Regions from separate parts of the Homo sapiens genome. Here regions 2, 3, 4 and 5 are each linked to region 1. A link is a contact called in ENCODE Hi-C or POLR2A ChIA-PET data. All regions are on one chromosome and are shown on one strand. Each heading gives the region's core, a stretch centred on a gene start or an enhancer-like site at or near the end of the contact. The rest is flanking DNA. Distances are from core to core; before and after follow the strand shown.

Region 1 (2,775 bases), core at 197-2,696:
ATTACCCGTGTATTTGGATATATCAGATGATGGAGGTAATAGTGCAGTGGTTAAGAGCATGGGCTTTGGAGTTAAATAGACACAGGTTTGGATCCTGTCTCCACAACTTACTATTGGGTGTGAACTTGTGCAAGGTAATTTCCTCATTTGTAAAAAGGGGACTCCAGCTGACCTCATACACAGTTTAAAAATCAAATGAAATAAGCATGTGAAATGTTTGATGCAATGCCTCACGTATAAATACATACATATTTTTCAGACAGGGCCTCGCTCTGTCGCCCAAGGAATGCAGTGTCACGATCAGGGCTCACTGCAGCCTCAACTTCCTAGGCTCAAGTGATCCTCCCACTTCAACCTCCCAAGTAGCTGGGACTACAAGCATGCGCCACTATGCCTGGCTAATTTTTATTTTTTATTTTTTTTTTTGAGACGGAGTCTTGCTCCGTAGCCAGGCTGGAGTGCAGTGGCGCCATCTCGGCTCACCGCAACTTCCGCCTCCCGAGGTCAAGGGATTCCCTTGCCTCAGCCTCCCGAGTGGCTGGGACTACAGATGCGCGCCCGGCTAATTTTGTGTTTTTAGTAGAGACGGGGTTTCACCATGTTGGCCAGGATGCTCTCGGTCTCCTGACCTCGTCATCCGTTGGCCTCAGCCTCCCAAAGTGCTAGGATTACAGGTGTGGGCCACCGCGCCCGGCCTTTTAAAAAATTTTTCGTAGAGACAGGGTCTAGTTATGTTGACCAGGCTGGTCTCCAACTCCTGGGTTCAGGTGATCTTCCCACCTTGGCCTCCCAAAGTGTTGCAATTATAGGCGTGAGCCACCGCACCTGGCATGTATATATGTATATGTATATATATATATTCACCCTCCTCCCCCAGGCCTATAAATATTAACTTTTTTTTTTCCAAAGGCAAATCGAGGACCAGATGCTGATCCAATCGTACCTGAACTACTGATGTTATTTCTTCCACACCAAATTCAAGGTCTCCCCCGGACAAGTGTAACCATGGGCACAATGTCAGACTCTTTGAGGGCTGTGTATCACTCAGCAACTAAAATAAACAACTATAGCAAGATATGTAACCTCTACCAAACACGTTACCGTCTCCCCTTTTTAACTATGTCAATTGTGGTGTTAGGACTTTGCCTATGGAAACCAAAATGTCGACCTCCGGGAGCCGGGGGCGGGGGGGGGCGGGGGGGGCGGGGGGGGGTCTAACTCGATCATGTGACGCACCCCATCCCACCTTTTCTCGCAGTTGCATCAGCCAAGTTAGAGCCGCCTTCCCAGGAATCCACTAATGAACGGATTCGTCCTCAGTTTGACTGGCATGTTGGTTGACCAATAATATCTCATGAGGTAAGGCGCGGCGGGGCACTTTCCGTCGGCGCGCTCTGATTGGACGGAGCGTGGCGGGTTGTGGTAGGTCGTGGTCTGAGGCCGGTACAGCTGCGCGTCTGCGGGAATAGGTGCAGCGGGCCCTTGGCGGGGGACTCTGAGGGAGGAGCTGGGGACGGCGACCCTAGGAGAGGTAGGCCGCCCTCGGAGAGCTCTGCGGTGCTAGGAGAGCGGCTGGGCCCGCAGACTGGGGGGAAAGCTCCGCAGCCGCAGTGGGCCCCAGGATCAGGCCCCGCGTGGCCTGGAGAAGCCCAGTCTGGGCTGGAGCGGGAGCTGGACAGTGTGGCCTTGCGTTCGCCCCCGGGAGCGCTGCGAGTGTCGCGGCCTCGGGTGGATTTGCTGAGCACCAATACCTCACGGTTGCCAACCTGGGGTTTTAGCTCCCTTGGTTTTAATCCCCTAGGGGCGGGTGGGGGCACGGGAGGAAGGATGGGCCAGCTGGGTGCAATCCTGCTGTAAGCCAGCCATTCCTTGATTTCTTAAAATTAACTAAACAGCTGATGCCGGTCCAGGCGCACCGAGACCGTCATCTTAAGCTGTTCTGTAAAACAGTTTGTATTTCTCGGTGTGCTTTGAAGCATGTGAGTTAATTCCGAACTTGGTGTTAAAGGATTAGTATACCTGATCACGAAATACGTATTTAGCAGCCACTGTACTAGATGCTGAGGATGTGCTGTAATAGCCCAGGGCCAGGCGCGGAGGCTCACGCCTGTAATCCCAGCGCTTTGGGAGGTCGAGGCGGGCGGATCACCTGAGGTCAGGGGTTCGAGACTAGCCTGGCCAACATGGTGAAACCCCGTCTTTACTAAAAATACAAAAATTAGCCGAGCGTGGCGGCGCGCGCCTGTACTCTCAGCCACTCCGGAGGCTGAGGCATGAGAATCGCTTGAACCCGGCAGGCGGAGGTTGCAGTGAGCTGAGATCACACCATTGCACTCCAGCCTGGGTGACAGAGGGAGACTCCGTTTCAAAAAAAAAAAAAAAAAAAGAGCCCAGAACAGTCGTTGCTGCTGGGATGGAACTGACAGCCTGATGGGGGAGGCGCACATTAAACAATCCATGAAGCGCGTATGGAAATTATGAAGGGAAACACTTGAGGCTGTGAGACAGTAAAAGAGGGGGAGCCTTATCAAGAAGGGGAAGGCGGCCGGGCGCGGTGGCTCACGCCTGTAATCCCAGCACTTGGGGAGGCCGAGGTGGGCAGATCACGAGGTCAGGAGATTGAGACCATCCTGGCTAACACGGTGAAACCCCATCTCTACCAAATATACAAAAATAGCCGGGCGTGGTGACTGGCGCCCGTAGTCCCAGTAGTCCCAGCTACTCGGGAGGCTGAGGCAGGAGAATGGCGTGAACCCGGGAGGCGGAGCTTGCAGT
Region 2 (2,890 bases), core at 298-2,797, 980 kb after region 1:
TCACACCTGTAATCCCAGCACTCTGGGAGGCCGAAGTGGGCAGATCATCTGAGGTCGGGAGTTCGAGACCAGCCTGGCCAACACGGTGAAACCCGGTCTCTACTAAAAATACAAAAATTAGCCGGGCGTGGTTGCGGGTGCCCGTAATCCCAGCTACTCAGGAGGCTGAGGCAGGAGAATCGCTTGAACCTGAGAGGCAGAGGCTGCAGTGAGCCAAGATCACACCACTGCACTCCAGTCTGGGTGACAGAGTGAGACTCCATCTCAAAAAAATAAATAAATAAAATTTAAAAATAAATAAATACACCTGTGTTTGAAACTGAAAAACATTCTCGGTTCACGGGCCATAAAAAACCTGCCTGGGCAGACGGGATCTGCGGCTTCTGCTGGTGGTACGGTGGGATCTGGCTATGGACTCTTAATTCCTAACCTGGTACCCCAACTCATTCCATGTCTGCTCCTACTTCTGCCCTCCTCCACCTCCAGGTCTCTGAATGCTACTGGAACTCTGATGTCCCTTCTTCCATGAAGTCTTGCCTAACTCTCCCAGGCACTTTGTTGGCTGTCACTTAATGGACACCTACTATGTGCCAGACATACAAGAATGCTTTACCGTAATTATTCAATTTAAAGCTATCATCACAACAACCTAGAGGGCATTACCCCATTTTACAGACCAGGAAACTCGAGACCCGAAGATGAAAAAAAAAAACTAGCCCAAGGTCACTTGCTGGTGAGTGGCAGAGCTGAGATTCAAACCCCGGAATGAGGCCTGAGCATGTTGATCTCTTCTGGCCCCGCAGGACTGACAGCACCTAGAGGGTGGGTCAGTTGTTCACCCAGGTGGCGCCATCCCAGCACCACCCTGCAGGATCTAGGGAATGAATGAAGGGTCGCTGGCCGAGAAGAGGAAGTCGAAGATTGGGGAAGGGGCCGGGGCTTGTTCGAAGTGAGGTCGAGGGACTTCCAGGACCCGGGACAGGAGAGGAGGGAGCGAGACAGGAGAGGAGGGAGCGAGCATCGCTGTCTGAACGCCCAGCCGGACCCCGGGCCGAGCTTCCTGAGGGTGCCTGTGCGGCTCGGGTGAGGCTGATCCCCACGGCGGTACCGGGGCGCCGGCTACACGAAGCGGCCCTGGGGCTGGGCCAGCCGGGCAGGGCCGGAAGGCCTGAGGGTGGAGATGCCACCCGGCTCCGAGCGCGTGGAAACAGACACGGGCGGAAGCGGCGAGGGGGCGGCCGGAGCGGGGTCGCGAGGCCGGGGCTGGGAGGCGCCCACCTGACCACCCGCCCGCCGCCCGGCTCTGCGGCCCGCAGGCCCCGCTGCCTTCGGCCTCCGAAGTCGGGCCGGGCCGCACGAAGTACCTGGAGGGTTGACGTTGTCATTTCATCTCCTGGGTCCGCCCCACACCCCGCGGCGCTGCTTGCGGCCTCGGTCCGGCCCCGGGGAGCCGAGGTACTGGGTCCGGCGCGGGAAGCCCGGCGGTGGGCGCTGAGCGCGGTGCGCGGGCAGGGCGGCCGCTCGCAGCGGGAGCCGAGTCCGAGGGCAAGCGAGGAGCGCAGCCCAGAGCGGTCGGGCCCGAGCCGAGCGGCTGCCCCCTAGCGTCCACGGCTCGCACTGCAGGCACCTCTCCCTGCCTCGGCGAAGGCAGGGGGCGGTTCGAGAGGCAGGACTGACTGGGGACGAGGAGGTGGGACTAGGGCGAGACGGACAGGGGGCGGGGACGGGGTGGGTGGGACAAGGCCGGGGCGGGGCCTGGCGGGACGTACATTCTCGGGGCGGGGCCAGGGGCGGAGCGGGGTAGAATCCGGAAATCCTGACCTCGCTTGGAATAACAGCGCCCATTGAGCAGTTTTATTCTCACAATAAAACGAACTTATCAGAGCGTTGGTTTCTCCATGTTTAATATCGCACGATCATAATTAGTACCTGCCTTGTCTGGCTTTTGTGGGGAATAAATGAGCTAGCTAATGTAAACAGAGTGTGCCCCACACTGGGGCTCAATCCCTGGTGGGATGCCGCTGACTGTTCAAAGCCAGTTTTGTTTTGCTTGGATTGATTGACTGATTGATTGATACGGAGTCTTGCTCTGTCGCCTAGGCTGGAGTGCAGTGGCATGATCTCGGCTCATTGCGACCTCCGCCTCCCGGGTTCAAGCGATTCTCCTGCTTCAGCCTCCCGAGTAGCTGGGATTACAGGCATGCACACCTACTGTGTGCAGCGTTGTGTGCTAGTTTCTGGGGATACAATGATCAAAGCAGTTCTAGGGCTGGGTGTACTGGCCCACGCCTGTAATTCCAGCACTTTGGGAGGCCAAGGCAGGAGGATTGCTTGAGCCGAGGATCAAGACCAGCTTGGGCAACATAGTAAGACCTCGTCGCTAAATTAAGAAACAAAACAAAACAAACAAACAAAAAAACGCACCAGAGGCAAGTGATCCATTTGTCCACAAGTCTATCCTGTGAGAGAAAAAAAATGGAGGGCAAAAAACATCCAAGTTGAGGCTGGGTATGGGGGCTCATGCCTGTAATCCCAACACTTTGGGAAGCCGAGGCAGGCCGATTGCTTGGGCCGAGGAATTCGAGAACAGCCTCGGCAACAGGTGAACCCCCATCGCTACAAAAAATAAAAAACGTATCTGGGCATGGTGGCGCACACCTGTAGTCCCAGCTACTCCGTAAGCTGAGTTGGGAGAATTGCTGGAGCCTGGGAGGTCGAGGCTGTAGTGAGCCGTGACCAGGCCATTGTACTCCACCCTGGGAAATGAAGCAAGACCCTGCCTCCAAAAAAAAAAAAAAAAAAAAAAAAAAAAAAAAAAAAAAAAAACCAAAAAATTGGCACACCTTAATCTCTCTTCACAAAATGCTAATTAAATACAAAGGAGAGGCCG
Region 3 (2,700 bases), core at 142-2,641, 950 kb after region 1:
GATCACTTGAGGCCAGGAGTTCGAGACCAGCCTGGCCAACACAGTGAAACACTGTCTCTACTAAAAACACACAAAAAAATCAGCCAGGTGTGGTGGCACATGCCTGTAATCCCAGCTACTGAGGCACAAGAATCACTGGAAACTGGAAAGTGGAGGCTGCAGTGAGATCGCACCACTGCACTCTAGCCTGGGCGACAGAGTGAAACTGTGTCAGGAAGAAAGAGAAAGAGAAATGAAAAGAAAAAACAGAGCAAGAAAGAAAAAGAAAAAAATAGAAAAAGTTATTTTCTCAACTCTACAAGGATCATCCTCCATGGCCAGGTTAACAGCTCTTTTTCTGGACCCCGGTGTCTTCATTGCTGCCACTTATTTGCTTTCTGATCTCTAGCTGGGTCTCCCTAGGCTCTTCTACTTCGCTGGAGAAAACTAACCCTACGCAGCCACATAGCATTCCTATCCCATAGCCCTGACCATGCTCAAGCTGCAAGACCTCTACACATCTCCATGTGCTGAAACTCCTCCAAGCACACTGTCAGGGACTCTGTGGGAGAGAAGCTGCCGGACAATCTGCCTAATCCTTGACTTCATCGCCCGTGGCAGAATTGGAAACCGCCCCACAAACCTTGGCATAAGGTGCAAGGTAATCCAGAGCTGTGACGTGCAACCGAAACTTGTGGGTTTTAGTGAATTTTCCAAAGCAGGTCCCCAGCGACACCAGCTTGTCCCCGGAAATATTGGCGGCCAGCTTCATAATCTTCTCACTAAAAGGGTAAAGGGGGAGCAAGGTTGCGGATGAAGGAGGCTCGTGGGACCCAGGACCCCTCTCCCCTGGGTCCATGCTGCCTGCCCGGCCCCGCCTCACCTCACATAGTACACCCGGTCGTTGTGCAGACGGAAACAGTAGGTGCCATCGGGCCGGTCCACCAGCAGTTGAAGATTCTCCCCAATGCTGAGGGCAAAAAGAGGACTGGAGACCGCGCCCGAACGAACCGGTCTCCGGCACCGCGCCCCCACTCCACCCTTGGCCACCACACCCACACACTCCCGCGTCCGCCCCGCGCGCTCCTACTATTTCGCTATCTTCTCAAACATGACACGGGTCTCCTCTTCAGTCAAAGGCCGCATTTTTCCCCCTGGGTTGGAACACCGGATCCTCGTGCCTTGGTAACTGGAAACGGAAGTCGGTCGCTCGCTGCTCCCCGGCAATCCCAAAGCCTTCCTCTCTAGCCCCGTACCAATAGTTCGTCTCGCTAGCGCCCAATAGTCTGGACGACCGCAGGGGAAAGCAAGCCGGCCGGATGAGAAAGCATAGAGACCGGAAATGTGCCTGTTTCTTCCTGTCCTAAGTTCGGAGTCAGCGCCCCTTGTGGTCCGGAAGGGAAGTGACGTTGTTGCTGGGAAGATGGCGACCGCGGCGACTATCCCATCGGTAGCCACGGCCACAGCAGCGGCTCTCGGCGAGGTGGAGGATGAAGGGCTCCTGGCGTCGCTGTTCCGGGACCGCTTCCCCGAGGCCCAGTGGCGCGAGCGGCCCGATGTGGGCCGCTACCTCCGGGAGTTGAGCGGCTCGGGGCTGGAGCGGCTGCGGCGCGAGCCCGAGCGCCTGGCGGAGGAGCGGGCGCAGCTGCTGCAGCAGACGCGCGACTTGGCCTTCGCTAACTACAAGACCTTCATCCGCGGCGCCGAGTGCACCGAGCGCATCCACCGCCTGTTTGGCGACGTGGAGGCGTCGCTCGGCCGCCTGCTCGACCGTTTGCCCAGCTTCCAGCAGAGCTGCAGGTGCGACGCGCCTGGCGCTAAAGGGGTTTTATAACTGTAAAAGCTGACATTTACGATGGTAGAAATAACTAACACATAAAGCGTTTACCACGTTCCAGGTTCTCTGCTGAGCGCTTTATTAATCCATTTAAACCTCACAACAGCCTTCGAGATAGGTACTGTTATTCCTTTTTTATCTTTTTTGAGACGGAGTCTCGCCCTGTCGCCAGGCTGGAGTGCAGTGGCGAGATCTCGGCTCGCTGCAACCTACCTCTGCCTCCTGGGTTCAAGCGATTCTCCTGCCTCAGCCTCCTGAGTAGCAGGGACCATAGGCGCGCGCCACCACGCCCAGCTAATTTTTTTGGATTTTTAGTAGAGACGGGGTTTCAGCATGTTGGCTGGGATGGTCTCGATCTTTTGATGTCGTGATCTGTCCGCCTCGGCCTCCCAAAGCGCTGGGATTACAGGCATAATCCACTGCGCCCAGCCCTGTTATTTCCATTTTACATATGAGCAAGTCAAGACAGAGATTAGTGACGTCCAAGGACACAGCTAGGAGGTTTCGAATTCAGAACTGGTTACCCAGAAGCACGTCCCTCCCTCGAAGGGCAGTTGTGGGCACAAAGAAAAAGGATTCATGCAAAGCTCTTATTATCGGGTCTGACACAGTTAACATTATAGGTGTGAGCTGAATATATGTGCACATTTATATACTTATTTTATACGAAAGCGTGGACCGGAGGTCATCTGCTTCAAAACTTCCATTGACGGGAAGGTGACAAGGAAATCCTCGCATTTGAGGGCATCAGATATCAAAAAGTCTCTCCATTTGGATGGCTGGATGTGGTGGCTCAGCCTGTAATCCCAGCACTTTGGGAGCCTGAGGCTTGAACCCAGGAGTTCGAGAGCAGCCTGGCCAACATGGCAAAACCCTGTCTCTAT
Region 4 (2,700 bases), core at 140-2,639, 560 kb after region 1:
TTTCTCAAACTCTTGGGCTCAAGTGATCCTCCTGCCTCAGCCTCCCAAAGTAATTTGTAAATACGTGTAAATAATATAGTCCTCTCTTGTTGCATCAAAATGAATGCAAAAATGTCACGATGGGGCCGGGCGCGGTGGCTCATGCCTGTAATCCCAGCACTTCGGGAGGCCGAGGCGGTAGGATCACCTGAGGTCGGGAGTTGGAAACCAGTTTTCTGGTGCCTCCTTAACTTTTGCACTGGAGGGACAACGGAAGGGCCCTGTGTCATCCTCACCTCCCCCATCTGTGATTCTTCTGATGGTTAATTACCACTTTAAAGCTCTAGTTCTTTTTCCTTCACCTACTGAGAGTATATCTCCTTCTTTACAGTAACTTTTACTTTATAGAGTTTTTTTTGAGACGGAGTCTCACTTCGTCACCCAGGCGGGAGTGCAGTGGCACGATCTCGACCCACTGCAACCTCCGCCTTCCGGGTTCAAGCGATTCTCCTGCCTCAGCCTCCCGAGTAGCTGGGACTTACAGGCGCCCGCCATCACGCCCAGCTAATTTTTCAGTACAGACGGGGCTTCACCAGGTTGGCCAGGCTGGTCTCGAACTCCTGACCTCAGGTGATCCACCCACCTCGGCCTCCCATATTGCTGGGATTACAGGCGTGAGCCACCGCGCCTGGTCCCGTTTTGGCTATTCTTTAATATGCTTCCCTATAACTGCTATCTCCACACCAGCCTTGCCTTAGCTCATGGGAAACAAAACCAATTAGTTCCCCCATTACCTGCCTTGAGGAGCAGGGGTGGTGCAGTGGCATGCACCCAGGGAAGTGTGTTGTATGGGCCCCCAAGTGCAGAATCTGAATCTTGCAAAGGAAGAAACAAATTCGTCTCCACGGAGCATGTCTCCCCAGGACTCTCAGCCTTCCAAATCCGCAGTCACAGTGACTCAGCAGAATCTGAGCCTAGGGCACCACAGTAATCCGCATCCGGCTCTTTTTCTGCTCCATTTCGTGCCAAGGCTAAAAGGGCATGCCCACTTGATCCCTGGACTCTCTTGGGACGACTTCCACCCTGCATCCTCTTGCACCTCAGGGCACAGTGCGCAGATGGGCTTGCCTTAGCACCCCCAGCCAGATTTTTGAGGCCTCTGTCACACACACCCCTACAATCCCCTCCCCCAGCCCCGAGAGACTTTTCTTGACTTCCACCAGTTGCTCCGGCGGGTGAGAGTGGAGAGGCCCCTCCTTCATCCCCCAGGCTCCCTCCCTTCCTGGAGCTGCAGCCTCAGCATCCTCCGCCCAGCACCCCAGGATTCAGGCGTTGGGTCCCGCCCTTGTAGGCTGTCCACCTCAAACGGGCCGGACAGGATATATAAGAGAGAATGCACCGTGCACTACACACGCGACTCCCACAAGGTTGCAGCCGGAGCCGCCCAGCTCACCGAGAGCCTAGTTCCGGCCAGGGTCGCCCCGGCAACCACGAGCCCAGCCAATCAGCGCCCCGGACTGCACCAGAGCCATGGTCGGTGAGTGCTGCAAAGGGCGGGGTGCTTGGCGGTCGTCTCTCGAGCACTGGTGCCTGTGGAGGAGGTTGTAGGGGCTTGGCCCTGAATTTTGTTCCTTGACTCAAAACCCACAAAGGGAAGAGATTAGGGACCTGGGATGAGCCTTGATCGGACTCCGGGAGAAGGAGAGCTTCTGTTTGTATCCGGTGTCGCGGATCCTTCCTCACTCCACCCCACGAACTCTAGTGGGCATTTAGGAGAAACTTGACCTTGGAAGCAGAAATTCCCTCCAAAACTGTGGTCAGAAACTGGCCGTCAGAGGCCAAATCAGGCTTACGGTCACAGCCCATACCTCTTTTGGTCTATAGTATCTAAAACACTTTGAAATAAGTTGCTAACATTAAAATGGGTGATTTCACTTAAAAATGTGGATTCCGAGCTTCTGAAGAAAATGAGAATATCTGGCGATTGGTGGACAGGAGTGGAGGAAACTGATGCCTTTGGTTTGACGGAGACCAGAACCGGCTCCAGGCTGCCAGGCACAGGTTTTGTTTTGTTTTGTTTTGTTTTGTTTTGTTTGAGACGGAGTTTTGCTCTTGTCGCCCAGGCTGTAGTGCAATGGCGCTATCTCAGCTCAGCGAAACTTCCGCCTCCCGGGTTCAAGCGATTCTCCCATCTCAGCCTCCCGAGTAGCTGGGATTACAGGAGTGCGCCATCATGCGCGGCTAATTTTTATATTTTTAGTACAGACGGGTTTCGCCAAGTTGGCCAGCGCGGTCTTGAACTCCTGACCTCAGGTGATCCACCCACCTCAGCCTCCCCAAGTGCTGAGATTACTGACGTGAGCCACCGTGCCTGGCCTTGGGAGGCATTTTCCATTGAGGCCCTTGGATTAGGCAAACCTGATCAGATCGTACTGGATCCGTTTCTAGTATTGGGTCCACTTCAGTGATAGAGCCTTCCCACTCGGCCATCGACCCTAGGGGAACTCAGAGGTCACCCCAGCTCCACCCAAGGCATAAATAACCAGCTGAGACAACTGCAGGGATTGAGAGCTGTTTCCCAAATAATCTCACTCTGAGATTGGACAGTACTAAGATTTAGAAAGCTGTTGCCTCATCTGGGGCAGAATCCTGTGTTTTGTAATTTCCTTCCCTGTGGACCTGGTCCTGCCTCTAAAAATGCGCCTGTACACAAAGAAGCCC
Region 5 (2,700 bases), core at 155-2,654, 720 kb after region 1:
CCCCTTGCACAGGGAACCTGTTCTGACACATTCTTGTGGTGTCCAGTAAAGGAATTTCACCTGAGTAGGGATCAGCTCCAGTGCTAATATTTCAGATGCTGGGAATCCCCTGCAGGCCTTAGCCAAAAGAGTTCTTAAATGAAAAGTCTCTGCCTGAGCTCCCTCCCTGCAACCAGCCCTTGAACGGAAAAGCAGAGAAAATTCTCAAAGGACAGCGTCTGTGCCTGGGCTGGTCCTCCTGGGAGAGGAGAGGAATAAAACCAATCCAGAGAGGGCACCCCCATCTTTGTAAAGGAGAAGGGAGAAGTAATTAGAATGCCACGGAGGTGGGAAGAGAAAAAAAAAGAAAAGAAAATTCGGGCCCTTTCCATCGGGCCCTTTCCAGCAAGAAGATGACGAGGAAAGGAAGAACGCCTGGTCGAGGGGGGCTGTCCCAACATGGGGAGGGAGTGGACTAGGCCGGAGGGAGAGGGGGTGGAACGACGGCGCAAAAACAAGCTGGAAAGGGAGGAAAATGGTGACCCTGCACTCAGAACCGGCTCCAGGCCACGCCGCCCGCTTGGGGGCAACTTTGCTGGGGAGGAGGGTCCCGGTAAGAGAAGACGCGGCGCCCCGATCGCGGTGGCCCCAGCGCGGGGCCCAGTCTGGGGCCATCCCCGAGCCCGGGAGGCCGGGGCCGGCGGCTCGCGGAGCCTGGCGGGGCCGGACGGGCTGAGAGCGGCTAGAAGCGACCGGTGCCGCAGAGCCCCGGGGGCCGACGGAATCTGGGCCCCGAGCGGCCGGCGGCTCCGCGGGGGAGGGGCCGCCACTGCTCCGCCCGCCCCCTCCACCGTCACCCCGATCCCTTCGGCCTCTGCCCGCTCCGGCCAAAGAAGCCATGGGGGTCGCGGCTCAGCCGCCCCCGGCGGGACGGGGACCCCTCGCCTCCCCTGGCCCTGTCTCCCTGTCTCCCTGTCTCCCCGCCCCCACGCCCCACCCCCCACAGCCTGACTCACCTCGCGAGTAGAGGGACTTGGGCGATTCCAGGTCTAGGTCCGCGCTGAGCAATGAGATGAAGTCCGAGGGCATCGCAGCTCGACCCAGCCCGGCCCGAGGGCAGCGGGAGGGGGGGAGCGGCGGTGGCGGCGGCACCTCCTCTCCGGGACCGCGGGCACCGAACCGGGGGCGGCGACGCGAGGGCGGCTGCCGCTGCCTCCTCCTCGAGGGTAGTGACTTCCACTGGGCCGAGGACCGAGGAAACGATGGCGAGGTGGAGGGGGAACTCCACGGGGACTGATTCTCGGTGACCAGGAGAGGGGTTCAGGACGGGGAAGGGGAAGGGGGAGAGCCAAAGGGTCCGTTTCGTGTTTCTCCTCAGCGAAAACTGACGGTCGCCGCCACCGCCGCCGCCGCTGACAGGAATCTGAGCCCCGCCCCCGTGGGGCACAGCGCAGGCGCGGAGGGGGGTGCCCGGGAGCGCGGAAGAGCCGTGGCGGCCCCCGGAGGGCGGGGAGGCGCGCCAGGGAACAGCAGCAACATGGGCCTCGCTTCCTGCCGGCGCGGCCCGGGCTGCTGCTGTTCCTGAGCCGGGAAAGGGCCCCGCTGCCAGGGTGGGAGGGGGGGAGGCTGGGAGGTGGCCGCGCGCTGGGGCCCCGGGGAGGGAAAAGGTATTTGCAACGACCTGGTGGCGGCGAGCCTGAGGCGGCCGGCCCCGAGCAGAGCTGAGCGCAGGAGACAGAGCCGAGAGAAGCGAGAGGTCTGCGCGAGCCGGGGACGGACCCCAGAGGCCGGCGGCGGACGGGCCTGGCTGGCCCGGGGTCTCGCAGGGGACCGGAGTGTCATCGCCCGGACAGCCGCCAACCCTTTGGGGTTTGCATAGCAGTGTGTACAAAGGGACTGTCAAACCCATTTCTTAATTAGGAAATGGCAAACCGTATCCCAAAAACCTCGAGTTATTGATTTTTAATTAAAGTACTTTCTCCCCTAACACTCCCCTCCTACCTTTGGAGGCTGAAATTTTTTTTAAAAAAAACGATCTCTCTGATTGTGCTGGGGCATCCGGGTTATTCGGAGTGGGACATAGAAGACAATTAAAAAATTGGATCATGTGAATCCACCTGGCTGTTCTAGAGGAAAAACAGGTAAAAAGCAAACCTCAACGCTACTCTTCCAAACAGTTTTTCTTTTTTCTGTTTCTTTTTTTTTCCTTTTGGACTAGGCAAAGATGGAGGAAGAACGCATTTAACTGAGTTTTTGCTCTTGCTTTTCTGTTCGTGGAGCCAAAAGTTTCCGTTGCAAAAATTTAAAATCCTCACCCACACCGCAGAGCGTTTTCTGATTCTAATAGACTTCTGAGAAATTTTTAATCAAGTTATTGAAATATTACCTGGAGTGCAGGGTGTGCATCTTGGGAAGTAATTTTAATCTTGTGTGGAATATTGATGCCAGTAGCCACGTGGGCATGGTTTTTAAGCTATTCGAATGGTTTCGTTTTTTATCTACAAGGATAGTTACAACTCATGAAAATCAGTCTGTTGTAATATGTGTATGTGTATATATATGCACACATATATATACATACATATATACACACATATATACATATATATATAATTATAGAGACTTTTTCCCATGAAATTGAGCAGTTCTCGGGACTTGGAGTGCTAGGGTTGGGGTAAGAAGCTCTCAGCAAAGGAGGGCCCAGTACAGATGTCGCTGAGG

Evidence for each region. Hi-C counts contacts between places; a loop is a spot of excess contacts on that map. ChIA-PET counts read pairs that join two places held with the same protein, here RNA polymerase II (POLR2A). Pooled maps may share reads with other maps.
Region 2: a pooled map shows a loop between it and region 1 (12-fold over the local background). The contact joins the promoter of VPS4A here to the promoter of AARS1 in region 1. A Hi-C loop is called at or near these places in 6 of 50 pooled maps. POLR2A ChIA-PET finds 5 or more read pairs at or near these places in 5 of 52 experiments (A673, GM12878, OCI-LY7 and 2 more).
Region 3: a loop to region 1 is called in a pooled map, with 7 times the contacts of the local background. The contact joins the promoter of COG8 here to the promoter of AARS1 in region 1. A Hi-C loop is called at or near these places in 7 of 50 pooled maps. POLR2A ChIA-PET finds 5 or more read pairs at or near these places in 4 of 52 experiments (A673, GM12878, activated B cell and 1 more).
Region 4: a pooled map shows a loop between it and region 1 (8-fold over the local background). The contact joins the promoter of NQO1 here to the promoter of AARS1 in region 1. A Hi-C loop is called at or near these places in 6 of 50 pooled maps. POLR2A ChIA-PET finds 5 or more read pairs at or near these places in 5 of 52 experiments (A673, BJ, H1 and 2 more).
Region 5: a pooled map shows a loop between it and region 1 (8-fold over the local background). The contact joins the promoter of NFAT5 here to the promoter of AARS1 in region 1. A Hi-C loop is called at or near these places in 6 of 50 pooled maps. POLR2A ChIA-PET finds 5 or more read pairs at or near these places in 4 of 52 experiments (RWPE1, WTC11, activated CD4-positive, alpha-beta T cell and 1 more).

Annotation. Positions count from the first base shown.
Region 1 is chr16:70,288,177-70,290,951 of GRCh38, reverse strand. AARS1 (alanyl-tRNA synthetase 1) reads left to right here and starts at 1,446. Exons shown (of 21, transcript NM_001605.3): 1 at 1,446-1,531. It also overlaps a transcript of DDX19B not described here. RefSeq lists a silencer at 2,101-2,230.
Region 2 is chr16:69,310,007-69,312,896 of GRCh38, reverse strand. VPS4A (vacuolar protein sorting 4 homolog A) reads right to left here and starts at 1,547. Exons shown (of 11, transcript NM_013245.3): 1 at 1,365-1,547. The coding sequence starts at 1,385. RefSeq lists silencers at 1,083-1,632, 1,693-1,832 and enhancers at 775-1,724, 1,725-2,675.
Region 3 is chr16:69,338,255-69,340,954 of GRCh38, reverse strand. COG8 (component of oligomeric golgi complex 8) reads left to right here and starts at 1,391. Exons shown (of 6, transcript NM_032382.5): 1 at 1,391-1,779. The coding sequence starts at 1,403. NIP7 (nucleolar pre-rRNA processing protein NIP7) reads right to left here and starts at 1,183. Exons shown (of 5, transcript NM_016101.5): 1 at 1,070-1,183; 2 at 863-949; 3 at 623-761. The coding sequence starts at 1,125. RefSeq lists enhancers at 805-884, 1,065-1,184 and silencers at 1,605-1,654, 1,665-1,714.
Region 4 is chr16:69,725,249-69,727,948 of GRCh38, reverse strand. It overlaps NQO1 (NAD(P)H quinone dehydrogenase 1), which reads left to right and starts at 1,389. Exons shown (of 6, transcript NM_000903.3): 1 at 1,389-1,516. The coding sequence starts at 1,510. NQO1-DT (NQO1 divergent transcript) reads right to left here and starts at 1,222. Exons shown (of 2, transcript NR_186363.1): 1 at 774-1,222. RefSeq lists enhancers at 1-913, 1,122-1,381, 628-1,827, 914-1,906.
Region 5 is chr16:69,564,670-69,567,369 of GRCh38, reverse strand. It overlaps NFAT5 (nuclear factor of activated T cells 5), which reads right to left and starts at 1,404. Exons shown (of 15, transcript NM_138713.4): 1 at 996-1,404. The coding sequence starts at 1,068. MIR1538 (microRNA 1538) reads left to right here and starts at 1,502; the gene lies at 1,502-1,562. RefSeq lists silencers at 609-918, 939-1,208, 1,503-1,679, 1,399-1,778 and an enhancer at 2,440-2,700.